Regions from separate parts of the Mus musculus genome. Here all the other regions are linked to region 1. A link is a loop called in an ENCODE intact Hi-C map of the cell type or tissue named here. Cell type or tissue: left cerebral cortex. All regions are shown on one strand. Links, peaks and the distances in the headings refer to the core of each region. The heading gives the core; the rest is flanking DNA.

Region 1 (10,408 bases), core at 1,227-9,226:
ACACAGTGGGAAACTGCTTTAAACAGTGTGGAAATTGAGGACTGTAAACCGAGACTGTCCTCTGACCTTGACATGCATTCTGTGGTACCAAAAATGAGAGTTTGAAAATTATTATTTTATTTGGTGTGTATGAGAATTTTGCCTGTATGTATGTATGTGTACCAAATATGTGCTGAGAATTGAACCCGAGTCTTCTGAAAGACTAGCAAGAGCTCTTAACTACTGAGCCATCTTTCTAGTCTAGTATTTTGTTAAATTGAACATTTACTAATATACAGAAATGTTCAGAGCTGTATGAACACTGATGTATGTCTTCCTTACTGAGTCAACAAGTGGTAATAGGTTGCTGTGTTTGATCTGTTCTTATATTTACCTATACTTTTTCTGACCTGTTTGAATCTATTTCATTACGTTATGTTTCATCTCTAAATGCTTCAACAAATCTTTACTGATGTACATTTTCCCACATGACCAGAACATTAGTAAAAATAACAAAGTTGAGCTACAGAGATGGTTCAGCACGTAAGAGTGATTATAGCCTTTCCAGAGGACCTGAGTGTGGTACCTAGAACCCACATCAGGCCACTCACAACTGCCTGTAACTCCAGCTTCAGAGGATCTGATACTCTCATCTGGCACCCACTCACAGTACTCATGTGCACACACACACACACACACATACACACACACACACTACAAATAAATAAATAAATAAATAAATAAATCTAAAAAAAGCAATAACCACTTCTTATTTAATGCTTATAAAGTTATAATTCAAGTTTAACAAATTTGTCTTTTCTATTCTAAAATCAAAACCTAGTCAATTATGGTACTCACACTGCATTTGCATCTTTAGCCACTTTCAACTATTTGTGGTTTTTCCTACATGTATACCTGTGCACCTTGTGTATGGCTAGTGCCTTCAAGGGTCAGAAGAGGGTTCCAGATGCCCTGGAATTGGAGCTACAAATGGTTGTTAGCTGCTATGTGGGTTCTTGGAATCAAACCCTGGTCCTCTGGAAGAGCAGTCAGTGTTCTTAACCACTGAGCCATCTCTTTAGTTCCAACTTATGATTTTTTTTACTTTTGAAATATTTATACCTTCTAAGTAAGTTGCAGAGACAATACAGGAAGGGCCTGTGTGCCTTTCCTTCAGTATCTGTTAATAATTACAACTTTCAATATTATAGTACAATATCGAAATCAGGAAATTGACATTGATGCAGTGCATTTAGAGTTTAATGCCATTTTAGCACCAGTGGGGAGTCCTGTAATAAGTGCAGTCAGGACACAGAACTACTGTGTCACCACAAAGACTTCCTGATATCAACATTAAGCCAGATAGCAGAGAGAGTAGAAACTTCCCTTTAAGTCCTTTTATCCTGCCTTATTTATAGTACGGCTATGTTAAATATTCCCTAAAAACACATTACACTAGACAATGTTACAATTTTTGCTTCAACTATCAAGCATAATTTAGACAACTGAAGTTGTTTGAAGAGGAACAAAGTCTATTGTATTTACCCATATTTTTGCTCATTCTATTCTTTCCTCTGTCCTGACAACCTAAGATTTCTTCTTTTATGATTTCCTTTCTGTTTTGAGGATGTTCTTCAGCATTCTTTAAGAATGGGCCTGCTAGCACAAATTCTTTCAATGTTCCTTTGTCTGAGAATGTCTTAATTTCCTCTTCATCTGTGAAGGATATTTTCATCATACAAAACATTCAGGTTTAACAATTCTTTACCTACCTACCTACCTTCTCTCTCTCTCTCTCTCTCTCTCTCTCTCTCTCTCTCTCTCTCTCTCTCTCTCTCTCTCTCTCTCTCCTTTTTTCTTCTTCTCTTTTTTTGAGACAGGGTTTCTCTGTGTAGCCCTGAAACTCACTGTATAGATCAGGCTGGCCTTGATTTCACAGAAATCCTCCTGCCTCTGCCTCCCTGAGTGCTGGGATCAAAGGTGTATGCCTCCACTGCCTGGTTATTTTCTTTTACTAATCATAAAGAAATTTATTTCATTTGTGGATTTGTGTGCACATCAGGGTTGTTTACAGGTAAAAGCTCATTTATAGATGACATCCTTGTGGCTACATCACTTAAGAAAATGTCTCTCCCTTTCCCATCAACCACAAACTGCAAGCATGAAAAGGTACAGATGAGCACAGCCTTGTGATTTTGGGACACAGAATCTCAGGGAGCCCAGTCTGGCCTGAAACTTGCCACATGTCTGAGAATAACTCTGAACTTCTCCCAAGGCATGGACCATCATACCTGAAAATATCTTTAAGCATCTGAAATATGTTTTACTACTTGCTTCTGGACTGCATGGTTTCTGAAGTTTTTACCCCTATAAACCAAATATAATTTTTTAAAAAATATTTATTTGTGTTTGATTTTCAGAAGTTTATGATATGTCTCAATATGAGTTTCTTCTATGTGAGCTTTTTTAAAAATTTTATTTCTGAGACAGGGTTTCTCTGTACAGCCCTGGCTGTCCTGGAACTCACTCTGTAGACCAGGCTGGCCTAGAACTCAGAAATCTGCCTGCCTCTGCCTCCCAAGTGCTGTAATTAAAGGCGTGTGCCACCACTGCTGGGTCAGAATCATTATTATTTATGTGTATTTGTATGGTATATGTGTGCAACCTCTCTCCCCCGTGTGTTAGAGAGATGGGGACTTGACTCATTGAATGGCTTTGTGAGGACAACGGATGTAATATGACTTGCTTTTATCAGGATGGCTCTGATTTCTTTGGAAATAGGATACCACGTTGGGCAAGGGTGGAAGCCTTGAGACTAATCAGGAACGAGACTACTGACATAATTCAGTTGAACAGGTGATTTTGCCGTAGAGCAGAGGAATAGCACTAGACATGATGAGAAGAGGTGCAATTCTGGGTATGTTCTGAAGAGATGGTTGATGCGGTTTACTAATAGATTGGATATGAAGTGCTGTTCCAAGGATCTCCCCATCATAGAAACTAAGGAAGTGAAATTACTTTTTTGTTTAAATTGAGTTATACAAGTCCCTTAATATTCTTCTCTCTTTAAAAATAAAATACTTCTTTATTATTTTGTGTGTGTGTGTGTGTGTGTGTGTGTGTGTGGTGGTTTGAATTAAAATGGCCCTCATAGTTTCAGATTATTTCTGATATGGGGGCAGATACAGGGAAGCAAATTAAAGGACTTGTATAGCTTCTCTGGTTGAGAAAAATACATAGACACATCAAGAGTGAATATAAAAAATAAAATTGTCTTCCCAATTTTGTCCTGTCTGATTCTTTGATTCCTCCCTTTCCATTCTCTGTCCCTCCTTTGTTGTCGTGGTTTTAATGAGAATGACCTCCAAAGGCTCATATATTTGAATTTTTAGTCACCAGGGAATGGCATTATTTGAAAGGATTAAGAGATGTGGCCCTGTTGGAAGAAGTGTGTCACTGGGGGTGGACCAAGCCTAGAACCATTTTCTTCATGATGCTTGCTGATCCTGATATAGAGTTCTCAGCTACTTCTCCAACACCATGTTTGCCTACCACTATGTTTTCTGCCATGATGACAATGGACCTCTGAATCTGTAAGCAAGCCCAGTTAAACATGTTCCTCTATAAGAGTTACCATGGTCATGGTGTCCCTTCACAGTAAACAGAACAATGAGAGGAGTTGGTACCAGGAAGCTGGGTATTGCTGTGACAGGCCTGACCACTCTGCTTGTTGGTGGAATGTGGACTTTGTGACTTTGTATTAGGAAAGAAGTTGGATGCTTTAAGCAGGTCTTAGTGGGCCATGCTAGCAGGAACATGGAAGGCAGTGGTGCTGAGAGCAATGGAGATTATGATGGCCCAGCTCAATATGTTTCAGAGGGGAAGAATACTAGTAAGTGGCCTAGAAACTGTTCTTGTGGTGTTTTGGTAAAGAATGTGGCTGTTTTCTGCCCCTGTCCTAACAATATGCCTGAGGCTAAATTGAAGACTTTTGGATTAATGGTGTTGGCAGAGGAGATTTCAAGACAAACTAATATTGACTGTGTTACATGGTTATAAGTGGTAACTCTTATGCAGATCTATAATTTAAAGGAGCAAGTTAGCGAGGAAAAAAATATAAAATGTACAGTTTAAGGAGCATTGGAAAGTGCAATGAAGCCACGTCCTGTACTAAAGGAGGTGAAAAAAATCTGATGCTAAGTGTAATAAAGGGAATGGTGACCTCATAGCAAGAAAGCACCCAGCGGAACTTCCAACTTATGAAAAGTAATTAAAGAAAAAAAAGTTTAGCAGTGAAAAAAACCATAGAAAACAGAAAGATGGTGTAGATGTAACAGAACAAGTGGGGCATGTTTCAGCCCCAGCAAACAGAAGAATTTGACAGCTTCAGCCACATGGTTCTGGCTTTAGAGTTAAGGATAGAACAAAGGGGTTATGGAAGCTCCCTCTGTGATGAAGGAAAGGCTAGGTATGTGTTCTTCCGTGGAGGCCTAGAGAGGCCACTGTGTGAAACTGTGAAAGTAAAACCTGGATTGCCTTGGAGACCTCAAGATGTTGTAGATGCTAGAGTCATCTGAGATGCTGAGAAAACCTGCTACAAAGGAGTAGAACCATTACAAGAGAAAGAAGGGTTGAAGTCAACAAAGGTCAACATACAGTGGCACAGAACACACGTTACCATTCCAAAAGGGAGGAAAGGGAGCGTAATGAGGAAATAGTGGAGCAAAGCAAGATTGAAAGCTGGGCACACTCCAAACTCTGCATCTGTGTCTGATGTCCACAGGCTCATATATTTGAATGCTTAGTCATCAGGAAGTGACACTACTTGAAAGGATTAGGAGGTTTGGCCATGTTGGAAAAAGTGTATCACTGAGAGTGGGCTTTGAGGCTTTCAAAGCCCATATCAAGCCCAGAGTCTCTCTTCCTCCTGCCTGCAGATCTGAATGTAAAGCTCTCACCTACTTCTTCAGCATCATCTCTGCCTGCTCGCCACCATGTTTCCCACCATGATAACAATGGACTAAACATCTGAAAGTTTAAGCCCGACACAACTAAATGCTTTTCTTTGTAAGAGTTGCCATGGTCATGGTGTCTGTTCACCATGTAATAGAACATTGATTAAGACATTTACTCTTTTCATTTTTTTTTAAAGATTCACTTTTGTCTACATGAGTGTGGGTTCACCACATGAATACCTAGTACCTACATAGATCAGAAGAATGCATTAGATACCCTAGAACTGGATGGGTGTCATCTACCATATCCATGCTAGGAACCAAACTTGGGTCTTCTGCAAGAACAAGAAATATTCTTAACCACTGAGTCGTCTCTCTAGTGCCGTGTGTGTGTGTGTGTGTGTGTGTGTGTGTGTATGTGTGTGTGTGTGTGTGTAGATTAGAGGCCACCTTTTGGGAATTGTTTCTATCCTAACACCTGTGTTCCAGGAACTGAACTTGGGTTGTAAAGCTTGACAGAAAACGCCTTTACCTGCTTGAGCATCTTGCTAGCTTGCCTTTTCAAAAGGGAGATAGTTGTTTGCATTCAAATGTTTGTGCATTTGTACAAATATATGTGTGGCGGGCCTCAGGGACCCGAAGAGGGTGTTGGATGCCCTAGAAAGGCAATTACAGGTAGTTGTGAGCCACCCAGCATGAGTACTAGGAACAAAACAGATCCTCTGGAAGATCAGCAAGTGCTTTTAACAGCTGAACTGTTTCTCCAGCTCCATCCTTCTCTGCATTTTTAATGACTCTGTAAAATCCCTTTAGATTCAGTGTGTCTCCCTCTACTATACAGGCACTCTGACACTTAGAACAGTTTGGGTTGACAAGCCTGGGAGGAGGTCAGTAACACTGAGATGCTTTGACACTTTAACAGGGAAATCTGCCAACTGCTAGTGCTCCTGCCTGAGGCCCCAGGGAGACAGGCGCCCCCTACCGGCCTGACGCAGCCCCCAAGCACAGACAGGCGGCTGCGGTTGCTAGGCGACCAGGCAGCCTGAGCCCAGACAGAGAGATGGAGCAGTTGGGGGGATTTGTGAGCACAGAGACGTTTTTCTCTCTCCTTCCACCGCCTCTCCAGAGCCATGGACAAACAAACTAAGATAGGCCGGCACTGTTCGCTGCTGTCTCATAATCTGAGCTCATTCTTGAAAATAGAGGTTCAGCAGGTGACCTCAGGCCTTGGCGTGTGTGGAGGGGCGATGTCTTTTGGCTACACATTGCGGAAGGCAGAAGTTTCTCATTTTCAAGGGGTGAAGGATGAAGACTGCTGTTCTTAACCAAAGGGAATTCTAGAAAATTGAGAGTAGGTGGGAATAATTTTGGTGATTAGCCCAGTGAATTATAAAGATTTGCCCACCACTCTCAACATGCGCCTGGGGAAACTCCTACTTTAGCCCATTACAGTAAAGACTCAATGGGAATGACAAAACCCACAGGATTATTCGCAGGTGGCTCTTGAGTCAGGTTTCTCTGTAGAGTGAAAAATCAGCCATCAAGTCTGCAGACCCCTTTGAGGAGGGACAGAGTTGACGAAGAGCAGAAGAGATACAAAGAATGGGAGGAGGGTAGACAGGGGACTTGGAATCGTCTTGGCTCTGTGCCATCTTTACTAGGGTCATGCTGAAGCGCCCTATCTTCATGAGGTCTCCAGGGACCAGAAATCCTCAGATTTCCCTTCTAGTAAGTTAGTAATCTGTGTAACCTGAGAGTAGGCCCAGGTCAAGGCCATGCATGACACAATAACTTCTCCACTGAGACTCACATCTGCCCTCTCAGCCAGTACATACAACAGAAGCTTCACTGTGGTCGAGCCCCCAACCCATGGCAAGTCTGGGGGAAAGCTGTACCTAGGACTGTGCTTTCCCTCGGGTGATACTAGGTTGAGGTACCTTGCAGCTGGAGAGCGTCTGTCCCAGTCACTGTCTCTGTCCTTTGCAGCTTTACAAAACAGGATGGCAGGGGAGGCTCCTTGTTCCCCATGTTTCCAAATTGAACTGGGTCGGGGCTGTGCCTTGGCTCTATTAATAGCCCCCTAACCCAGCCTGCTAGCCCCAAACCCAGATGCCAGGAACTGTGAGTCAGCAGCTAAAAATAACGAGCAATTGTACCCAAAACCCAACGAGCAGTTCCCCTTGGCCTTCTGCCCTCAAATTTTGGTCAGTCTTAGTCTCCAGTCCTGGGCTTCATAGATGTTCAGTGCCTACAGCTGTCTGGTCCTCCTAGGAAGGAGAGTTTGCGGTGGCCAGCTCAGAATTCAGTACACAAAGCTAGAAGCTAGGAGCACGGTCTGAATTGGTGATGGAGCTCTGGGAATCTGGACGCTGGAGTTAGAGAACTGCAGCCAGAACTATGTGGCTGGAGGTTGATGGGATATGAAGGGGATGGGAGGGAAGGAGGGGAGGGGGAGGGGTGAGAGGGGGAGGGGAGGGGTGAGAGGGGGAGGGGGCAGGGTGAGAGGGGGAGGGGAGGGGCGGGGGAGGAAGAGGGATGAGAGGAGAGGAAGAGGGAGGAGAGGGGGAGGTGAAGGGAAGGGGAGGGAAGGAGGGGAAGGGAAGGGATGAGAAGGGGAGGGGAGGGGGAGGTAAGAGGAGGGGAGGGATAAGGGGAGGAAGAGGGAGGATAAGGGGAGGGAAAGGGGAGGGGAGGGATAAGAGGGAGAGGGGAGGGAAGGAGGGAAGAGGGAGGGATGGGGAGGGGAGGGGAGGGAGTGGGGAGGGGAAGGGGAAGGGGAGGGGAGGGGAGGGAAGGGGGAAGGGAAGGGAAAAGGGAAGAGAAGGAAAAAGGGAAGGGAAGGAAAAAGGAAAGGAAAGGAAAGGAAAGGAAAGGAAAGGAAAGGAAAAAGGAAAGGAAGAAGCTGCAGGGCCGAGAGCCTGGGCAACTGACAAGGGCAGAAAACAAGTGTATGAGGTGGGAAGCAAGTAGATACCCAAGTGTATGCCAAGCATATGTCAGGTACAGCTCGCCCTACCTGACAGGCTGCGGGCTCAGAGAGCTGAGGTCCATAGTCGGCTAGACTGAGGAGCGGGATCAGGAAGAGGGAAAGGTAATAAGGGAATGCAGTTTGAAACACAGTGCGATCCTCTCAGTTTAAGGCAACATGGATCTTCAAACAGCAGCCACAGCGTTGGCTTGCGGCGTCCCTCCAGCCCTGCTATGCCTGCCTAGGTCAGGTGTGTCGGCATGGAGTGAAGAGGACGGTGATGAAAGAAAGAGGTGTGTGTGTGTGTGTGTGTGTGTGTGTGTGTGTGTGTGTGTGAGAGAGAGAGAGAGAGAGAGAGAGAGAGAGAGAGAGAGAGAGAGACTATGAGAGTGAGGGGCAACAAGGAAAGAATGAGTGTGTGTGTATGTGTGTGTGTGGTGCGCGCGCCACCGCTGCAAATTCAAACTCGCCTCCATCCACAGGAGACCTTAAGCGTTCAGAGGCATACTGGGAACTGTAGTTCCCATGGCTGCCAGTAACCAAGGGGTGGGGGGCCAGAGAGGTAGGGTCTTGTTCTGAGATGCTAGGGCTGCTCCGAGTCCTGTTCTGACTGGCCGGAGAGAAGGAATCGAGGAGCTTTCCCTGTCCTGACTAAAATCTTAATTTGACTGGCATTTGAGTCTAGGCAGGAACCAGGATGAACGGCAGTGTAATGGAGGATTGCAGGGTCAGCCACGGAACCCCTACTTGTCCCAGTTTTTGTCTTCTCACTCCCTTTTTACCTGCCTCACCATCACCCTGGCCATTTCAGCTTTTAGCTTTACAAGCAGCAACATATTGAGGAATTTGCTCAAGGAGAAACCTAGCTAGAACCAGACCCTACGCCCATCCCAGAAAAAAAAAAAAAAGAGTAGAAATCAGATCTAGCTCTCAGAGTCTGAAGTCAAGGACGCAAGTTCCCGAACCCACAAGGAAAAGTGGTGGCATTCATCAGTATGTCACCATATCCAGGGGTTCAGACCACTCAGGGCTAATGACCACGAGGTGGAGCTACAACGCAACCCCTGCTCGAGGCTTCTGGGCCACCGGGAACGCGGCAGTCGCCACTCCTCTCCAGCCTGCCTAGGAGAAAGGGGGGTGGTGTTAGTCCTTCCATCTCCCGCCCGCCCGCAAATCTCCTCATGATGACCTCTCAATGTCATTTTACATCCAGTTCCAGATGGAAAAAGCATTCTTCCAACTCCGGCACAGAAATGATTAGACTGTGACCAAATGACAAATTAAAAATTCATTGAATAACAGATTAACAGGCAAGATACAGGAACCATTCATTGCTCACAACAAAAACCTACCATAGACACAATATTATATTGCTAAATGAGCTTTTTCACTCCCAGCCTGTAGGCAGAAAAGAAGATGAAGTGTGAGGGTGAGAAGAGAAGGCATGGAGTGTGGACTGTCTTCAGCATCTTAAGAGTTCTTCCGGAAAGGCCATTGTGGCCAAATTTCCTTCAGTCATCATTCTGAGCTATCCCACCCTGACACACCCTGCTTCTTCTATCCAAGTACATGTGCACACAAGCCTAATGCATTATCTTGGCAATCTCTCTCACTTCCTTGCTTTAATTTCATTTTGGGAGTAACTTCTTGTCAGTCACTGTCTTTCCGACTAATTCATGTCAAACACCAAAGGCAGCAAATTCCATGGCAGCTTGAGACATGCCCACCATCTGGACAGAGGGCCCTCTGAGTTCAAAATCTTCTGTTAGCAATGCTCCCTCCTCCAAACATTTGATTCTAGGACATTCCACTTCAGCTCCTGTCCTTCCCTTTGAACAGTGCACACAGGCCTTAGACAGCAGCTGGTGGCGGCCTGGGCCCGGCATTCACTCAGAGGCGAAATTGTTGATCTTGGTCAGTAGCACTGCTGTTTCTAAGCCTAGAGAAGTAAGAGACGGGTCATACAGGGAGTGAAGCCAGGGGAAATGAGGAGAAAATAAGAAAGGAAGGGCAAGGGCATTCTTACCTGTTCTGTTTCTCTTAGCACATCCCCTAGAGAGGGGGGGGGGAGAGAAAGAGAGAGAGAGAAAGAGAGAGAGAGAGATTGAGACTTTCTTTTTTTCTGTTGCAAGTTCCACCAACTTGTTACAAGACTCTCCAACCCAGGGTTCCCCAAAACTGCTTTCGCCAGGGTCAAGACATTTTATAGAGATAAGGAAAACTCGAAATTTGCAATGACAAAATCTTAATCCCGGGCAGTGCACTCCAGTCAGACTCAACCTTTTTTACTTGGGGCCCGGGAAAGTGCCCAGGAGACCAAGGCAAAAGCACTCACCCTCGGAGGAGGAAGATACTCAAAAGCAGCAGAATGGAGGCACAGTCGGTGATCACCCAAATCATTAAGTATTTTTGAGGGGGCTATGGAAATGGAAAAGTCCCTTCAGTGGCCAGAACTCCCAAGAGTAGCATATGGGGTAAATAAATATGGAGGGGTACAGGTTTAAGA
Region 2 (10,408 bases), core at 1,642-9,641, 200 kb before region 1:
GTTAAAGTCAAAGGCAAAGACATAGATCAGTAGAAATAAAGAACCCCAAATGAATCCTACACAAAAGTTTAACTGTTTTGTTTTTACCACATATAGAAGTAATCCTTTAAAGTAGTCTTTAAAACTAATGTTACTGGCTGGGCGTGGTGGCGCACGCCTTTAATCCCAGCACTTGGGAGGCAGAGGCAGGAGGATTTCTGAGTTCGAGGCCAGCCTGGTCTACAGAGTGAGTTCCAGGACAACCAGGGCTATACAGAGAAACCCTGTCTCTCAAAAACAAACAAACAAACAACAAAAACAAAAACAAAAAAACCCTAATGTTACTGGAGCAATTGTCAAAACCATTGAAAATGGACACTAAATGATATGAACATAAATTACACAAAAATATTTTCCAATACAATAACTGATGAAAAAGATGATTTTTGAGTTGTCAGGGAAGCACAAATTAAAATCTTAAGGAGATACTACTTAGAATTAGCAATTTTTTTAAAAAATAAATACACCAATTATTAGGAATATTAAGGAACTGAAACCTTTATGGTTGGGCTATGAAATAATCCAAACCATTTAGGAAGTAGTTTGGAAATTTTGTTAAATATTCACCCTTTCATGTAATTCATTCTAACTCCATGTATGTACTCACGAGAAAAGTAAAGATCCATGTGTAACACAGAAGTCCCCCATCTTTGGGTCTTAGTTAGGGTTCCTATTGCTGTGCTAAGACACCATGACCATCGTGGCGAGGAGAAGATTGACTTTACTTTTCATACCGTAGCTTATAGCCCATCATCTAGGGAAGTTGTGGCAGGAATTGAAGGTAGGAACCTGGGGGTATGAATTGATGCCAAGGCCATGGAGGAGTACTGCTTAATGGCTTATTCCTCATGGTTTGTTCAACCTTATACCATTCATGACCATCCATCCAGGGTTGGCAGCACCATCCATAGAATGGTCCCACTCACATCAATCCTCAATCAGGAAAATGCATTACATACATGCTTGCCCACAGGCCAACCAAATGAAAGCATTTTCTCCATTTCTGTCTTCCAGAATTACTCTAACCTGTGTTAAATTGACAGAAAAACACTCTGGCACTATTTGTAATATTTGAAAATGGACCCAAATGTCCATCAATAAGTGAGTGTATAAGCAATCTGTGGTATGTCCATATAATGAAATATTACTTCGCAGTAAAAGGAATTATTGATATGTGCAGCAACGAGGACTAATCTTGAAACTATTTAAGTTGAATTGAAGAGGCCAGACCAAAAATCCATATTATTTGGCAAGCATGAGGTCCCAGTATTCAAGTACAATGTTGCAAAATACGTTGGGATAGATTTTGTAGATTGGTTAAAGATGAAGGGAAAGGATTTGAAGATCAAAGAAAAAAGTAGGAAACAAGAAATTAGATTCAAGACAAAAAAGGAGAAGCATATAGAGACATATACATGGCTTATAGTTAAAACCATCATTCTTCTCTCTCTCTCTCTCTCTCTCTCTCTCTCTCTCTCTCTCTGGCCTTCTTTATTTCTGTACTGAGAAAGTAAAAAGTTTCTTCTGAATCATCTCCTTTTGATTCTGTTTCTCCTCTCCCATTTTACATTCAGTTCTGAAGGATATAATCTTATGTTCAAATAGTCAAAGCCAAAGTTTTACCTTCCTAGCAGAGCTGTATCTATTTTAAAAGGGCATTTCATTCCTTTGAAGTTGTAATGACTGCAGTCATTACTTAAAAGACAGGAAGCCTCAACAGGGTACAGGAGACTCATTTACCTTATGTAGTATTTATAAATAATCTGTCTTAGACTTAAATAATAAACCAGGATATTTCTATTAGATTGCTACTAATAGTTTCTTATAATTGAAAAACTGACAGTAACACATTTTTTTTACAAGAATACAATTACATTAATTTTAATGGTGAAAACTCTGGAAATACACCAAATTGTGAAACCTAGAAAATACTGCATTAATTTAACTAAAATTTTCCTCTAAAAGTAGTCATTGAAAACTATAATGATGTAGATAAATATGTACATAAGATTTAATGGAAAGAATAAAGTGTGAAATTGTATATAAGCTGTCATAACTACAATTTACATATCTAAAAGGATAAAGTTAAAATGTTATACAGAAAAATGAAGGTATCTCCACTAGCATGGTGATTTATGTATGCTGCCTTTAAGATTTTTATCATTGCTCTTTAAGATAGCTTTTAAAATGGCTTTTCTAGAGTTTGTGTACCACTTTTTAGACTCTTTATCCTTTAAGTGAAATAAGTAACTTTTATACTTTGAGTACTGGGGTCTGAACCCAGGACCCTGTGTATGCTAGACATCTATCTACTCTGTCACTGAAGTTCAACTCTAGCTTCTGAACTTTGAAATGTGTAGGAAACAAAAAAAGAGAGTTAAACACTTAGGCTTCAAGTAAGTAGGCATTGTTTTTGTTGTCTAAAAAGTGGAATCTGTAACAAATTGTTTTCCCTTAGAGAGTAGTTGGGAAAATTTAAAGTGAATTTTGGAAAAATCTATGACTTTGTTGTTTTTTTTTAACTTTAGGTCCAAAAATATGCTGATGCCCTACACTGGTACAGTTATTCTCTGAAGTTGTATGAGTATGATAAAGCAGATCTGGATTTGATCAAGCTGAAGAGGAACATGGTTTCCTGTTACTTATCTTTGAAACAACTTGATAAGGTGCTTTCATTTACTTATTCTATTTTCAGAGGCAGACAGTGTTCTTTGCTGTGGCACTTAGGTGAATGCATCACTCTGATCTCAAAGCTACTTAGGGTGGCTGAGAGTGAGTGCCTCAGGATTTGAACAAGGTCAAATTGACATCTTCTTGATGTGTGTCTTGCAAACAAAGCAGAGCTTCCCAAAGGAGAGAGTATTTGGGAAACTATTGATTTCTTTTACTTTCTATCCTTACCATTTATCTTCTACCATATTCTGAAAGGCTATTTGCTGCTAACTCTGCTATATAGCCCTTTAAAAGAGACTAACCCTGTATGGTCTACATTTTTGTTAGGTATCCATTGACAGTAGATACTGACTTGCATGAAGGGGTATTATCCTTTATAACCACTCAAGAAAAGTTCAGTGTATGAATCTTCATTAGGAAAAAATATAGAAGCTAAAAGATGAAAAGATTTTATGAATGATGGGGCCATCCATATTTCTAATAGCATATGAGACATCTTTTATCTTTTGAACATCATACAGTGTGCACATAATGTGGAGTATTGGTACTTAGATGAACAAAAAAAATGAGAAGGACACATATGCACTCAATTGAACATGAAGGTTTTTGTTGCCTTTCAAGTTTTACTGACAGCTTTAGAGGAGATTATATGAATGATTTTGTAGGTTTTCTTTGAAGGTCTATGCATTATCAGGGTTCTCTAGAAAAAACAGAACTAATAGAGTGAATATGCTCACCCATGGCTGTCTTCATACTGGAAGCGGACATTCTGGCAGCTGCTCAGTATATGAGGCTAGGTGCCCCAGCACTCTCAACATGATGCTCAAGGCAGTAGAGTCATCTGAAAAGACAATGACCAGAAGAGCAATACTCAAGTTGACGAGGTTCAATCTTGCTCTACAAGAAACTGACATTTTTGTGTGGTGCTGGAGTTTGAGCTCAGGGCTATACACATACTAGGAAAATGGCCTGTCACTGAAGCACATGCCCAGCCTGAAGCAGCACTTATATATCTGACTAATGACAGGCTCGGTCCTGGAGTCAGTGCAGAACTAAACCTGTAATTGGAGTTCAAATGTTGTTAGCACAAAGGAGAAAATAGGCAATCAGGAAACCAGTATGTCTTAATCGCATACACTCCATGTCCAACTGTGTCATTTAATGCCATATAGGTAGGGAAGTCAAAGCTTATTTTGAAATGTTCAAGGTAACTGTGTTTGTTACTTAGCATATTTCTCATTTCATCCTTTCTGACTTCCTAGCAGCAACTGTTTGGATACTTTGCGTATGTAAAGGATGAATTCCTATGCAGTAGGACATATAAAAAGGTAGAGGTTGGAGGGAAAGCCATCAGTACTTTGCCATCCCCATCTTGCCATTGTCTAACCATTTTTTAAAAAAATGTATGCTTACTATTTTATTTTACTTTTAAATCATTTTATTTACATTCCAAATGTTGCCCCCCTTCCCGGTCCCCCCTCCAAGAGTTCTTCCCATCCTCACTCCCCTTTGCTTCTGAGGGGTGCTCCCCTACCCTCTTAAATCCCTCCCCCACCCTCCAACCCCTACCTCCCATGGTCCCCTCTGTTCCCCTTCCTTGGGGCATCAAGTCTCTACGGGATTAGGTACATCTTCTCCCATTGAGGCCAGACAAGCACTGCTACATAAGTACTGGGGGCCATGGATCACATTGATGGCTTAGTCCCTGGGAGTTCCTAGGGGGTCTAGTTAGTTGATATACTTGGTCTTCCTATGGGGTTGACATCCCCTTCAGCTCCTTCAATCCTCCTCCTACTCTTCCATAGGGGTCCCTGACCTCAGTCTAATGATTGTCTATAAGTATCTGAATGTGTCTCAGTTGGCTGCTGGTAGAGCCTCTCCGAGGACAGACATGCTAGGCTCCTGTCTGCAGGCAACAGTAATAATATCAAAGATTGGTGCCCGCCCATGGCATGGATCCCAAGTTGAGCCTGCCACTGGTTGGTCATTTGTTCAGTCTGTGTTTCATTTTTCCCCCTGCATTTCTTTAGATGGGAACAATTTGGGGTCAAAAAAAATGAAGATAGGTGTCATCAGTTTTTGTATAAAGAGCTACACAGAAAATACTTAAGAATGTGGAAGTCACATGGTCCCTAATGTAACACTCAGCTCTGATCTTATATCAGATACTGACATAAACAATATGTAAACAAGTACCCACAGTGTGCTCTGAGAAAACCTTTATATTTAGGGATACTAAATTTCATGTGATTTTCTTGTGGCATGAAATGTTTGTCTTTTGGTTTATTTCAGCCATCTAAAACCAACAACTAGGCAAAAACAGAGGGTGGGTCAGATTTTGCCAGACTGTAGTTGCTTGATCTGTTGCTAATTAAGTAGTGATATCTACTAAGAAGAAAACCTGAACAGGAAGGGACAATGCTCTATGATGAGAAGATGGCTGTGAAAATTAAAGCAGCCGGGGCTAGAGAGATGGCTCAGTGGTTAAGAGCACTGACTGCTCTTCTAGAGGACCTGGGTTCAATTCCCAGCACCCACCCACATGGCAGGTCAAAACCATCTGAATATCCACTTCTGGGGTATCTGACTCCCTCACACAGACATACATGCAGGCAAAACAGTAGTGCATGTAAAATAAAAATAAGTAAAATTTTAAAAGAATTAAAACAGCCACAAAGATAAGACTTTATCTTTCATGTTCTGGTTATATATTGTTTATATCTACTATATAAAGCTCTAAAAATCATACCCTTCCATTACGGGACTGAAAATGAGCTTGTGGGCAGTGCACATAATATAGTGGTATTCACTAGATGGCACTGTGGCTTCTGTTTGTACTTTTAGTAGCTCAATGATTTTTGAAGGTTTTTGTAATGATTGTATCGCTTTTCCTCCAGATATAAAATAAAGCACTTAATGAAATGTGAGGTGAAGATTAATTTTGGCTCAACTGATGAAATTTTACTGTAATAAACACCCAACTTGAGGTCTGAGGTCAACAAGTAATTGTTGAATGCTTAATTTGTAAATGGTACTGTAGCATAAGTTAAAGATATACTTTACTCCTCCATATAGATATGCTTTAAAATATTATTTCAGGGATAAGATTTGCATGTATAATATGATTATAAAGCAACAAAACATTTATAAATTGTCAAATAATGTAGAATATAATATGGAATTTGAATAAGAATAGATGAGATGAGAGCGGTTTGTTCATTGTACATTCATTGGGTGTACAGCATATAGCTCAAAGTTCAGAAGGGTACCTGATACGTTAGAAGGCAGTCATAGTCAAAGGAGCCTGAATACAGTGAAATAATGAAGCCATTCTAAGAAGATGGAGACAAACAGGATACAACAAAACATCTTGTGCTGAATCCCCAAAGCCAGCTGTAATAAAGCAGAAAGGATGAAATGGGGTTTTAACAGAAGCACATGTGCAACATTTGAGGCTTTTTGTTGATTGTGAGCTGAACGAACAAACGAACAAACAAACAAAAAACAATGCTAAGAAATCTTGCTTATTTTAAATTGAATCAATAGAAACTGACTGCTTTTTGTATTCATGCATTCCCCATCAATGAATATAACTAAGTACAGATCAAAAACACTCAGAAAAATGCATTTGTACTGAACTTGTACAGACTATTTTTTCATTATTTTCTATAGAATATGGTGAAGTAACTGTTTACATAGCATTTCTGTTTTGATTCTTTAACTTTTTAATATTTTATTTATTTTTTATTTTATTTTTACACTCCATATTCCATTCCCTGCCCCCCCATCCACCCTCCAACTGCACTACATACCACACCTCCTCCCCACCCCACCCTTCCCCCATCTCTATGTGGATGCCCCTATCCCTCACCCCACCTGACCTCTAAACTCCCTGGGGCTTCCAGTCTCTTGAGGGTTAGGTGCATCATCTCTGAATGAACACAGACCCGGCAGTCCTCCACTGTATGTGCGTTGGGGGCCTCATATCAGCTGGTGTATGCTGTCTGTTTGGTGGCCCAGTGTTTGAGAGATCTCCGGGGTCCAGATTAATTGAGACTGCTGGTTCTCCTACATGATCACCCTTCTCAGCTTCTTTCAGCCTTTCCCTAATTCAACAACAGGGGTCAGCTGCTTCTGACCATTGGTTCAGTGCAAATATCTGCATCTGACTCTTTCAGCTGCTTGTTTCATTATATTAGTTATTTTAAATAGTATGGAGATGATTTGAAATGAACAGGAAGATATCTATAGGTTATGTACAAGCAAGGAACATGAGCACCTACACATTTTGGTATCTGAAAGGAGACAGGGAGCCCTGGAATCAATCTTCCATAGATACTGAGAGGTGATTCTGTAACGCATGAAAGGGTAAACTGAAGATGTTTTCTGTTCTGCTCTGGTTAGAGAAGATCTGAAGCATAACACTAGATTGGAAGAATAATTTTGAAGAAAGATATTGACAAGCTCTAATGTGCCAAGAGGAAGGCATTCAAGAACTGGTTAAAGGAAAGTATGGAGTTTTAACCTGAAAAATGAAAATTTTGGACATATACAATATAGTATTTCCCTTTATCTGTATAGCTACCAGTGAGAAAACCAGTTGCGTGTATCAGTGAGTGAAACCCGTGAAAGAGATTTTCAGTCACAAGAAGACCCTAGCTAAGAAATGAACTTGTCGAAAATTTAGATAGTGTTTTTTAAAGATACAACGAACTCCCTTTTCTTGAAGGTATTTAAATAAAGTCAGAATGGCTGCTTCCTCTGAATGTTGTTGGGAATATTCACACATAGGAAGAATTCTCAAACATCCGGAGTCCCTCAACTGTATGATTCTAATAATATAATGCAATAACTTTTAGTTTGATAATATAATTTAATAAATTTAATTCTGATAATATAATTTAATAAATTCTATTATGGTCAAAGAAGACTGTGGAGGATGATTTTCAAAATTGAGAACTAAAGATATTTCAAATCATTGCTAAGTTCTTTAAAAAATAACTATTGAACTATAATTTAAATATTAAAATATGCCCACTTTGTTATATAATTAAATAAATCTGAGAAATATATATCCACATGAACCCACTATCACAATCTGGATTTGGAATATCTAGAAAATTCATTAGATAAAATATTTCTAATCAATCCCCAGCTCAACTCTTAGGCTCAAGTAGTGAATTATATGTTTTATATCACTATAGAATAAAATTGTCCTTCTTATAGTTTCATATTAATTATCCATCACACTATATATCAAAATGTATGCCTAGACAAGACACATTCAGGGAGTTGGTATTGTAAATCTCTTGATACTGGTATGGTTATATAGTTTTAATCATTGTGTGATAACTGGTTGTATACTGACAATGTGTGCCTTTATTTATATACACTGTATACAAATAACATTTTTCTTAAAATATTGTGGACTAGAGCTTAGGTAGCATTTAGTGGGAGATGGATTCAATATTTCACAAATATATTTGAAGAACTGTAAATGCAAATGCAAATATTCTGTCACTAGAAATTACTAAAACGAGTTTAGTGCAGAGTTCTATCAGACCTTCAAAGAAGATCTAATCCCAGTTCTTCACAAACTATTCCACAAAATAGAAACAGAAGGTACTCTACCCAACTCATTCTATGAAGCCACAATTACTCTGATACCTAAACCACAAAGACCCCTCAAAGATAGAGAACTTCAGACCAATATCCCTTATGAATATTGATGCAAAAATCCTCAATAAAGTTCTTGCTAACCGAATCCAAGAACACATCAAAACAATCATCCATCCTGACCAAGTAGGTTTCATCCCAGGGATGCAGGGATGGTTCAATATACAGAAATCCATCAACGTAATCCAGTATATAAACAAACTCAAAGACAAAACCACATGATCATCTCGTTAGATGCTGAGAAAGCATTTGACAAAATCCAACACCCATTCAGGATAAAAGTCTTGGAAAGATCAGGAATTCAAGGCCCATACCTAAACATGATAAAAAGCAGTCTACAGCCAACCAGTAGCCAGCATCAAAGTAAATGGTGAGAAGCTTGAAGCAATCCCACTAAAATCAGGGACTAGACAAGGCTGTCTACTCTCTCCCTACCTATTCAACATTGTACTTGAAGTCCTAGCCAGAGCAATTCGACAACAAAAGGAGATCAAGGGGATACAAATTGGAAAGGAAGAAGTCAAATTATCACTTTTTGCAGATGATATGATAGTATATATACCTGACCCTAAAAATTCCACCAGAGAACTCCTAAGCCTGATAAACAGCTTCAGTGAAGTAGCTGGATATAAAATTAACTCAAACAAGTCAATAGCCTTTCTCTACACAAAGGACAAACAGGCTGAGAAAGAAATTAGGGAAACAACACCCTTCTCAATAGCCACAAATAATATAAAATACCTTGGCGTGACTCTAACTAAGGAAGTGAAAGATCTGTATGACAAGAACTTCATGTCTCTGAAGAAAGAAATTAAAGAAGATCTCAGAAGATGGAAAGATCTCCCATGCTCATGGATCGGCAGGATCAATATAGTAAAGATGGCTATCTTGCCAAAAGCAATCTATAGATTCAATGCAATCCCCATCAAAATTCCAACTCAATTCTTCAACAAATTAGAAAAGGCAATCGGCAGATTCATCTGGAATAACAAAAAACCTAGGATAGCAAAAACTCTTCTCAAGGATAAAAGAACCTCTGGTGGAATCACCATGCCCGACCTAAAGCTGTACTACAGAGCAATTGTGATAAAAACTGCATGGTATTGGTATAGCGACAGACAAGTAGACCAATGGAACAGAATTGAAGACCCAGAGATGAATCCACATACCTATGGTCACTTGATCTTTGACAAGGGAGCTAAAACCATCCAGTGGAAAAAAGACAGCATTTTCAACAAATGGTGCTGGCACAACTGGCTGTTATCATGTAGAAGATTGTGAATTGATCCATTACTATCTCCTTGTACTAAGGTCAAATCTAAGTGGATTAAGGAACTCCACATAAAACCAGAGACACTGAAACTTATAGAGGAGAACGTAGGGAAAAGCCTCGAAGATATGGGCACAGGGGAAAAATTCCTGAATAGAACAGCAATGGCTTGTGCTGTAAGATCGAGAATCAATAAATGGGACCTCATAAAATTGCAAAGCTTCTGCAAGGCAAAAGACACTGTCAATAAGACAAAAAGACCACCAACAGATTTGGAAAGGATCTTTACCTATCCCAAATCGGACAGGGGACTAATATCCAATATATATAAAGAACTCAAGAAGGTAGACTCCATAAAATCAAATAACCCCATTAAAAAATGGGGCTCAGAACTGAACAAAGATTTCTCACCCGAGGAATACCGAATGGCAGAGAAGCACCTGAAAAAATGTTCAACATCCTTAATCATCAGGGAAATGCAAATCAAAACAACCCTGAGATTCCACCTCACACCAGTCAGAATGGCTAAGATGAAAAATTCAGGTGACAGCAGATGCTGGCGAGGATGTGGAGAAAGAGGAACGCTCCTCCATTGTTGGTGGGATTGCAAGCTTGTACAACCACTCTGGAAATCAGTCTGGTGGTTCCTCAGAAAATTGGACATAGTACTACCGGAAGATCCAGCAATACCTCTTCTGGGCATATATCCAGAAGATGCCCCAACTGGTAAGAAGGACACATGCTCCACCA
Region 3 (10,408 bases), core at 869-8,868, 380 kb before region 1:
CTCACATGCGTAAAATAAATATCTTTTAAAAAAAGAAAGAACATATGTAGTGGTTTTTCTTTTTGCGTTTGACTTCTTTTGCTTAATATGACAATCTCCAGTCCTATTATTTACTTGCAAATGTCATAATTTTAATTTTCTTTATAGCTAAATAAAAATTTCTATGTATATGTCCTACATATTCTTTATCCATTCCATCTATGGATAGGCATTTAAGCTGGTTCCATTTCCTGGCTATTACCAGCAGAACAGCAGTGAACATGGAAGTGTAAGTAATTTGTGGTATATTGACTGTAGTATAATATAGGTTATTTCTCTCCCCTTTGATCTTAGTAGGCCCTAATGCTAGTCTCCTTTCTAAATTTCCATTCCATCTGTAGTCAGTTCTGCTTGCTCTGTCCTTCTCTGTGTGATGCTGTTTATCAGCATGTATTTGGCGCTCTGTAATTGTCTCTTTATATCTACAAATGACAGAACTGGGCATCGTGGTACAGGCTTGTGATCCCATCACTCAGAATACTGAGGAAGGAACACTCTGAGTTCAAAACTAGCCTGGATGACTGAGAAAGACCCTAACTACTAACCAAACTGATAGATAGATAGATAGATAGATAGATAGATAGATAGATAGATAGATGAAAGAAAGGAGAGGTGGAAGGAAGAAAGAAGAAATTTAGGGAGTCAGCCAGCCAGCCAGCCAGCAAGCAAGCATGGTACTTGGTACAGTTTCATCTCTTTTTTTTTTTTTTTTTTTTTTTTTTTTTTTTTTTTTTTTTTTTTTTGGTTTTTCGAGACAGGGTTTCTCTGTATAGCCCTAGCTGTCCTGGAACTCACTTTGTAGACCAGGCTGGCCTCGAACTCAGAAATCCACCTGCCTCTGCCTCCCAAGTGCTGGGATTAAAGGTGTGCACCACCATGCCCGGCTCCAGTTTCATCTCTTTTATGTCTGGATAGCTGTTTGTTCACTTGTTCTCTCCCTGAATAGGAAGTTTAATGAAGATGGTTGCATAACAGATCAGGGGGTATGCCAAGTAACTTTTCTTTTGAAGGAAAGCTGCCTTTGGGCAGGAGCTCCCCTGTTCTTAAAATTTCTTCCCTACCCCCCCCCCCATCTAAAGTCCCAAGAACAGACTGAGGTATGATTCTACCAAAGTTCACTCTGGGAACCAGTGAGCATGTTGGGGTTTCTTCCATAGGTGAGAGATTACTTACAGGAATGTGGGAGCTCCTTTGGCCCAATAACCTGCAATGGAAAGTCCACCTAGCAGGGATGATTGCTTTCCCATAGCCCCACAGACAGTCCTCTCCCCTAGTCGTACTCCACCTACCTCCTCTAGCCCATCCCCCAAGACCTAGAGACCACATGCAATAAGGGCAGAACTGCATAGAGCTGGTTGGAAGGAGCGCCTGGACTGAGGCGAAGGGTTCCATGACAAATACTACCTACCCTATCTATAAGAGAAGTTAAACAGTCAACTGGACCAGATCTGATGACCTTCTGAGAGCTGGCCCAACACAACTCTTGCTGTTTGATGGTAATTTGGGTAGAACCATAATATACCCCCAAATGGCACATTTTAAACAATTCATTAGCTATGGGACATTAACACCTGCACTACCTTACCTTTTCCCACATATCTCCATTTATGTTTTACTTCTGTTTTTTTTTTTTAAACATGGTCTTGTTACATAGCCCAGGCAGGCCACAACTTGGGGGCCTTCTGTCTTAGCCTCCTGAGTATGTGCCACCATGCCCAGCTTGTTTTGTTTGCCTTTAAAAAAAAACCAAAAAACCCTAAGCCGGGCGGTGGTGGCACATGCCTTTAATCCCAGAACTCGGGAGGCAGAGACAGGCAGATTTCTGAGTTCGAGGCCAGCCTGGTCTACAGAGACAGAGTGAGTTCCAGGACAGCCAGGGCTACACAGAGAAACCCTGTCTCGAAAAACCAAAAAAAAAACAAAACAAAACAAAAAAGCAAACTCTAGGAAGTAATAATTTGGTTCACTATGTGAAATATGTGGATAGTAGGTGGGGGGCATAACAGAGAGCCAATAAGCCAATAAGAGCATTTGTTTCATGGGCAGGATTTCACTTCACTTCCTGGTTTCCAGACTCCCTTATTTTGACCTTGAGTACTTGCCAGCTCTGAAATGGCAGCCTCTCTGGGATTTTTCCAGACATTCTGTCCCATTCCATTTTGTTTCATCAGCTGATATTATTTCCAATCTTCCAGAAGTTTGTTAAGTCCATTTTCTTCTTAAGGGCTTACTTATTCCTTTATTAACATTTTAATAGGGTGCCCGAGGAGACTTAGATAAGCACATTCCTTCAGTCCGGCATCTTCAATTAGAACTCTTGCGTCTTTATAAAAGTGTAATGGTAGACTTTTGCATGGATGGACTATAGCTTATCAAATGTCCAAGTAATGGATATTTGGGTTATGTCCAGTTCTTCACTTTTTCAAGCAATACTGTAGTGGACCTCTTTTGTACATAAATCTTTGGGTACCTGAGCAAATGTTTTCGTAGGACGGATGCATAGAAAGAAAAGTGGGGATCTTTGCTGTATTATTTTAGTCTTTAATGTAGTAACACACATTACAAAGAAGTGAATTTAGCATGCAACAATTCTCAAATTAGTCTGAGTAGTATCTAATACCTTCCATATAGTGAATGCTTAGCAAATACTTGTCGAATCATGTGTTAATGACTAATAAATTAGTATTTTTTCCATGGTATGGTACTCTGACCGGTATGGTATAAGGTATAGTTTTGGGGCTGGAGAAACACTCAGCAGTTGGGAGCACTAGCTGCTCTCACAGAGGAATTGGGTTAGATTCTGGTAACTCCAAACCCAGGGGCTTCCAATGCTTTCTTCAGGAGCCCTCCATCCAGCACTGCCTGCTCATTGTACACAGACAAACAGGCAGGCAAAACACCTCCACACATAATTTCTTAACAAGGAAAGATGTGGTCTATGGTATTTCATCTAATTTGAAGCAATAACTAGAAAGTACTATTACACAAGAACAAGTTACTGTCAATTAAATGATCACACTAGACAATTTTACCATTTAGAATTTATACTTTATAAGTGTTGAAGGTTTTCTTAATTAAAACATTTATTGTTACTGTATGTGTTCATGCAGTGCATGTATGGGTGGCTGTGGCACAGCACGTATATGGAAGTCAGCTTATGGAATTGGTTCTCTCCTGTCAGGCCACAAGACTGACAGTGAATGGTAGTGCCTTTACCTACTTACCTTGTTGGCCCAAAGATTTTCTTTTATTTTCTTTTTTAATATTTATTTATTTTATGTGTATGGGTGTTTTGCCTGCGTGTATATCTATGTATCAAATGCAAGTTCAGTACACAAGGAGGCCAGAAGAGGGCATACTCCTGGGGCCAGAGTTACAGATGGTTGTGAGCTACGATGTTGGTCCTAGATCCTTTGGAAAAACACCCAGTACTCTTTTTTTGCTTTTGTTTTGTTTTTTGTTTTTGTTTTGTTTTGTTTTGTTTTTTGAGACAGGGTTTCTCTGTGTAGCCCTGGCTGTCCTGGAACTCACTTTGTAGACCAGGCTGACCTTGAACTCAGAAATCCGCCTGCTTCTGCCTCTCAAGTGCTGGGATTAAAGGTGTGCGCCACCACCCCCGGCTCATTAAGACTCTCTTAGGAATGGATATATGTCTGTGTATATTTGTTGTTGATAGTTTTATTGTTTGAGTCAGGATCTCATGTAGGAGGGGTTTGGACTCCCAGCAATCCTCTTGCCTGTACCTCTTGAGTGCAGATGTGAGTGCTACCATGCCCATCTTGGAAGCGGACATCGGAGGCATGTCATTTCTGTGTGTATCACAGAAAACAGTAACATGAAATAAATTAGCTAAGGTGTTAATACGGTATCATTATACTTGAAATCTGATACCTTGGATTACTATTGGACTCTGTCACTGTATAACATGTGTTGCAGTTAAGAAGTGGATGATTTCTAGGGAAAATTAAAGAAAAAAATAAACCCAAGTGTCTCATGGCTTTCTTTTGTAGCCTCATATTCATGCTGTTTTAATACTGTTGCTTTCTGTATCTTGCCAGAAGGTGTCAGGCAATGACAACTGCTGCCTGACCAGCAGAAACGCTAAGATTCCAGGAACTGTCTGATGCTTCAGAAAAATCCAGAAAACACAAACAAATGTTCATCTTTGGATGGAATTCAGTTGGTAGAGTGCTGACCTAACCTCAGAAGCCAGATGTGGTGGAACATGCCTATAGTCCCAGCATTTGGAATAAGAAGGCAGAAAGATAGAAGTGCAAGGTCATCCTCTGCTACATTGTGAGATTGAGGCCAGCCAATCTGAGCTACATAAGACTGTCTCAAAAAAGAAAGAAAGAAAGAAAGAAAGAAAGAAAGAAAGAAAGAAAGAAAGAAAGGGAAAGGAAAGGAAAGGAAAGGAAAGGAAAGGAAAGGAAAGGAAAGGAAAGGAAAGGAAAGGAAAGGAAAGGAAAGGAAAGGAAAGGAAAAGAAAGGAAAAGAAAAGAAAAAGCAGGGACCAGGGGAAATGGAAGAGAGGCTAGAGAGATGACTCAGTGGTTAAGAGCACCTGCTGCTCTTCCAGAGATTCTGAGTTTGGTGGCTAGCACCCATGGCAGCAGGCTCACAAACATCTGTAACTCCAGTTTCAGGGGTGTTGATGCTTCTGGCCTCTGTGGGCACCTGCCCTCAGGCGCGCGCGCGCGCGCGCGCGCGCGCACACACACACACACACACACACACACACACACACACACACACACACACACACATACACACACACACCACACACTCAAATCTTTTTAAAAGAAAGAGAAATGTGCATCTTTAAGTCCATTAAATAAATAATTACTATCATTTTGCTTTTCCTGAATCAACTAAATTCTTTTTAGCTAAATTTAATTGTGTTTTTTCTTTTGTAATCTACAGTCTCAGAAGACAGGTCTGCAGTTAGTTTCCTTTTTCTTTCCTCCTTGTTCAATGAATTCTGATCTCCAACATTCTAGTGGTACTACTCTGTTCTCTGTTCTTATTCACAGCTACTTAACAACCAGTAAATCTGTATTGCCCATTGAAAAAAATGTGTTACATAATCTTAGACAGTCTCTATCTTGCTGTCTGTTTTTTTCCTGTCTTTTATTTTTTTAAAGAAAAAAGTTATTGTTGGACGTGGTAGCTCACACCTTTATTCTTAGCACTCAGGAGGCAGAGACAGAAGCAGGGAGATCTCCATGAGTTTGAAGCCAGCCTGATTTGCATATCAAGTTCCAGACCAGCCAGTGCTATGTGATGAGACCCTGGAAGAGGAAGAGGTGGGGGGAGGGGGAGAAATTGATTTTGAAATATATTCGTTTTACACTTTTTAAAAATATTTATTTTATTATTTTATGTGTATGAATGTTTTTCCTGCATGTATATAGCTATACCATGTATGTTCCTAGCAAGTAGGCAGATTACTACAAAGCTGGAAAGTCTCTCTTATAGCCCTCAGATGCTGAGTTCTCTTCTAGGAGGTCAGAAGAAGGCACTAGGTAACCTAGAATTGGAGTGGTTTAGAGAGTTGTGAGCCACCCTGAGGGTGCTGGGCATTAAATCTGGGCCCTTTGTGAGAGCAACAAATGGTCTTAACCTCTGAGCCATCTCTCCAGCCCTAATGTTCTTTCTTTTGTGAAAAACACACCTGTCACCTTGACTAGAATATGAAATAGTTTATTTTATATGCAAATATCAATGAATATGGCCTGAAAACATAGATTTAAGTCAGCCACCCAAATTCCAAATCCCGTATTTCAGTGTTGTACTAGTTTAGGAAAGGGTTTTTTAAGAATAGCAATATAGCCCTCAGATGCTGAGACCTCTCTTATAGGCCTCCAGTGGTATTTGCTAATATTCCTAGCTTACATTAAAAAAGGACTTACCTAATATTCACAAGGATGATAGATCATACAGAGAGGTGAGCAATAAATAGCTAAAGATAGCCCAAGATAGATTGTAGTTAGGGCCCTGTACCTGTGATATTCCAGCCTCTCCGCAGTCATTGATGCTCCGTTAATTGGCCAGCCTTTCTATAATATTCAGTGTAGGTATGGCTTTTGTTTCAGGAACTTAATATTTGTTTGTCTGCTTGTGTAGGGGGTAATTTTCAGAAGCTGATGATCTCCTTCCATCACATAGGTCATGGGAATTGTCAGTGACAAGTGTCTTTACTCATTAAGTTACCTTGTCAGGCCGGCCCATTTTAGGAACTTTCGTTCATGTTTGTTTGTTTAAAGATTTATTTATTATATGTAAGTACACTGTGGCTGTCTTCAGACACACCAGAAGAGGGCATCAGATCCCATTACAGATGGTTGTGAGCCACCATGTGGTTGCTGGGAATTGAACTCAGGACCTCTGGAAGAGCAGTCAGTGCTCTTAACAGCTGAGCTATCTCCCCAGCCCCTCATGTTTATTTTTGAGACAGTCTGATGTAGCACAGGCTGGCCTCAAACTCACTTTGTTGTCCAGGCTGTTCTTGAACTTCTGGTCCTTCTGTTGTCATCTCTTAAGTGCTGCCATTATAATAAACCTACTTTATGCAGTATTGGGAGTCAAACCCAGAGCTTTGTGCTTGTTAGGCAAGTACACACCCAGTCCTCCTTTCTATAGCCGTGAGTTATAATTTATATATCCCACAATTCACCTTTGTGAGTATTCTTGGCCTGTTCATAGAAGTGAGCAGTCAGCAGAACATTTGAATCATCTCAGTTAGAAATGTCATAGTCATTGCCAATTGCTCCTTATTTCCTCCCAAATCACTTAGCCCTTTGCAACTACTAATATATTTTGTTTCTCTATCTTTTATGACATTTTATATAAATGAATATACATTTTTTTGTGATTGGTTCCTTTCACTTACTATACAGTTTCCAAGGTTCACAGAGTTTATTTATTTAGAGAAGTATTTATTATTTAGGTACTTTTTAATTAAATTTTTACTGGTAGTTTTAAAATTCACTTTACATCCCAATCTCTGGCCCCCCCTCACAGAGCCCCTCCTCCCACCTCCTCTCCTTTTCCTCTTAGAGGGTGGAGGCCCCCCTGGGTATTTCTCTCAACCTGGCACATCAAGTTTCTGTAAGGGTAGAAGCATCCTCTTCCACTGAGGGCAGACAAGACAACCCAATTAGAGGAACAGGATCCACAGACAGGCAGCAGCTTTACAGACAGACCCCACTCCAGTTGTTGGGGAACTCACATGAAGACCAAGCTGCACATCTGCTACATATGGGACAGGGTTAGGTCCAGCCCTTGCTCTTTAGTTGGTGGTTCAGTCTCTGAGAGCCCCAAGGGTCCAGTTTAGTTGACTCTGTTGGTTTTCCTGTGGAGTTCCTATCCCCTTCAGGGTCCACAATCCTTCCTCCTGTTCTTCCATAAGAGTCCCCAAGCTCAGTCCAATGTTTGGCTGTGGGTGTCTGCATCTGTTTAGGTTAGCTGCTGGGTGGAGCTTCTCATAGGAAAGTTATGCTAGGCTCCTGTCTGCAAGTATAAGAGAGTATCATTAATAGTGTCAGGGATTGGTGCTTGCCCATGGGATGGGTCTCAAATTGGGCCAGTTATTGGTTGGTTATTCCCTCAGTCTCTGCTCCATCCCCTGCATTTCTTGTAGACAGGATAAAATTTGGCCCCACTATACTACAGAAACACTTGCTCAACTCTGTTCATAGCAGCTTTATTCATAATAACCAGAAACTGGAAACAACCTTGATGTCCCTCAATTGGAGAAAGGATAAAGAAAATGAGGTTCATCTATACAATGCCATTAAATCTATTCAGCCATTAAAAACAAGGACATCGCCAGGCGTGGTGGCGCATGCCTTTAATCCCAGCACTCGGGAGGCAGAGGCAGGTGGATTTCTGAGTTCGAGGCCAGCCTGGTCTACAAAGTGAGTTCCAGGACAGCCGGGGCTATACAGAGAAACCCTGTCTTGAAAAACCAAAAAAAAAAAAAAAAAAAAAAAAAAAGAAAGAAAAAACAAGGACATCATGAATTGGAATTAGAAAATATCATCCTGGGCTGACTGTTCTTCTGAAGGTCTTGAGTTCAAATCCCAGCAACCACATGGTGGCTCACAACCATCCATAAAGAGATCTGGCGCCCTCTAGTGTGTCTGAAGACAGCTACAGTGTACTTAGATATAATAATAAATAAATTTTGTGGTATTTTTTTGTTTGTTTGGTTTTTTTGTTTTCGGTTTTTCGAGACAAGGTTTCTCTGTGTAGCCCTGGCTGTCCTGTAACTCACTCTGTAGACCAGGATGGCCTCGAACTCAGAAATCTGCCTGCCTCTGCCTCCCGAGTGCTGGGATTAAAGGTGTGTGCCACCACGCCTGGCTCATTTTTCTTGATTATATACTTCAAAGTAGAGCTGGGTCATATAATAATTCCATGTTTAGCATTTTGAAAAGCCACCATACTTTTCCATAAAAGGTATACCATTTTACATTCCCACGAGATCATTCCATGCCTTTACCAATCCTTCTATAATTTTTTTTAACATAGCCATCCTAGTAGTTATGGCTTTAACTTTTAGTTTCACAGTAACTGCAGGTATTGAGTACTCTTTCCTGTTCTGTTTGGCTTTTTATACATAATTTTGAAGGAATATCTACTCAGATGCCTTGCCAATTTTTAAAATAGGAGAGAAGAGGGAGACTGTTCACAATCTTAAGGAAGAAATAGAGTCATTTTATTTTTATTGTAGTAAAATATGTATAACACAAACCCTGATTTATCCATGCCTTTAACTGCACGTCCATGTGCCACACACAGCATGTGTTTAGAGGTGAGAGGAGAAGATTTAGAAGTCAGTTCTTGCCTCCCACCCCACCTTGCAGGGTCTCCTTCTTGGTTGTGCTTCTGTGCAGCAGCACACTCTGGGTTAGACTGGCCTGCAAGTGTCCACCTCCCTTCTCCAGGGAGGTGTGCTGGGAATGCAGATGCATGCCACCACATCTGGCTTCTTATATACCTTCAGGAGATCACTCGCAAGTCTTTGCTGCTGATCCATCTCCCAGGCCCTTTACCCGTTATTTTAAAATTAATTTATAACATATTTTATTTAGTGTATGCACATACCTGGGCAATGGCAAGGATGTGAAGGTCAGAGGACAACTTGCAGAGGTCCACTCTCTCCTTCCATAATATGGATTCTGGTGGCTCGAACTCGGGTCTCAGACTTGGCAGCAAGTACCTGTCTACCTGCTGAGCCATTTTCCTGTCCTTTCTTAACTATTTATTTATTTATTTACTTATTGGCTTTTTGAGACAGGGTTTCTCTGTGTAGCCCTGGCTGTCCTGGAACTTACTCTGTAGACCAGGCTGGCCTCGAACTCAGAAATCCACCTGCCTCTGCCTCCCAAGTGCTGGGATTAAAGGCGTGCACCACCACCACCCGGCTCTTAACTATTTAAAAATATGTAGTTCTATATTATTAAATTTCATGCCATTATATTTCATAACATTCATGTCATAAAACCGTTACCACTGTCCATTTCTGGACTGTTTTCATTTTCCCCAGATAATCTATGAACCCATTAAGTACTGTCTCTCAATCCCCTCCTGTGTTCAGCCCCTGGCAACCACCATTTTTAGTTTCCATGAATTTGGCTACTTTACAAACCGTATATAGGGGAGGACTCATGGAATATTTGTCCTTTTGCTACTGGCTTATTTCCTGTAGTATAATGTCTTTAACTTTTGTCTATAAGTAGCATTTGCCCACATTTCTTTCTTCTGGATGAGAGCTTACAAATAGCCTTTGGTGTTTATGAACACTAAGGAGAGGAGGGAACACAGCAGCATTCCCTTTAAGGACAGTGTCAACTCTCTGCTGTGAAGAATATGGCTCAGACTGGGGTTGTTAAGCGTCACTCAGCCCCATGCTCTTCCTTTGCTTGAATACACACCAAGAAGTGGAAGGGCTAAATCTCATGGGATTGCATGCTTTCAGAGTTTCAGGAATCATCATAGTGTTTTCTGTAGTGATTACAGAATTTTATATTTCAGTAGCAGAACACTTATGGGTTCCAATTCCCTCATGTCCTCACCAATATTTGAGACTTTCTGGTTTGTTTGTTTGCTTTTTCCTCCCCTTCCCTGGGGTGTTGTTTTAGTAAAAATCCTCTTAGTAGATGTGAAGAGGTTGTCTTATTGAGTTCTAGAGTATTTTAGATACAAGTCTCTTACCAGACAAATGATTTCCACACATTTCTATTATGTGTTGGGTTTTCACCTTCTCTCTTTACTTCACACCCTTCACTACCTACCCTCTTTTTCTCCTTCCCCCTTTCCTTTCCTCCCTCCCTCCCTCCCCTTCTCCTCTGCTTCCTTTTCT

What was found. A loop is a pair of places that touch in the nucleus more often than their neighbours do. Peaks named below come from ENCODE experiments on the same cell type or tissue, not always from the same donor. Only the 100,000 strongest peaks of a DNase experiment are listed, where the experiment ranks them.
Region 2: it touches region 1 in a loop (3-fold over the local background); 2 of 42 quality-filtered maps call a loop at or near these places.
Region 3: a loop joins it to region 1, with 4 times the contacts of the local background. A loop is called at or near these places in 2 of 42 quality-filtered maps.

What each region holds. Positions count from the first base shown.
Region 1 is chrX:100,737,663-100,748,070 of GRCm38, reverse strand. It overlaps Gdpd2 (glycerophosphodiester phosphodiesterase domain containing 2), which reads right to left. Exons shown (of 16, transcript NM_023608.4): 14 at 10,238-10,320; 15 at 9,929-9,954; 16 at 9,170-9,841. The coding sequence ends at 9,789. It overlaps Gm14902 (a long non-coding RNA gene), which reads right to left and starts at 7,076. Exons shown (of 3, transcript XR_387009.1): 1 at 6,872-7,076. In left cerebral cortex, for the core only: CTCF peaks have their summits at 5,922 (motif pointing left) and 8,936 (motif pointing right); DNase peaks (open chromatin) are centred at 7,073, 7,976, 8,397, 8,950 and 1 more place; H3K4me3 peaks cover 560 bases; H3K27ac peaks cover 517 bases.
Region 2 is chrX:100,938,953-100,949,360 of GRCm38, reverse strand. Tex11 (testis expressed gene 11) reads left to right here. Exons shown (of 30, transcript NM_031384.2): 16 at 2,568-2,705. Among named protein-coding and RNA genes, the nearest start is that of Gm24577, 62 kb to the left of the region's middle. In left cerebral cortex, for the core only: a CTCF peak has its summit at 5,504 (motif pointing right); a DNase peak (open chromatin) is centred at 5,537.
Region 3 is chrX:101,114,448-101,124,855 of GRCm38, reverse strand. It overlaps a transcript of Snx12 not described here. Among named protein-coding and RNA genes, the nearest start is that of Gm24061, 22 kb to the left of the region's middle. In left cerebral cortex, for the core only: CTCF peaks have their summits at 3,387 (motif pointing right), 4,097 (motif pointing right) and 8,182 (motif pointing left); DNase peaks (open chromatin) are centred at 3,409 and 4,165.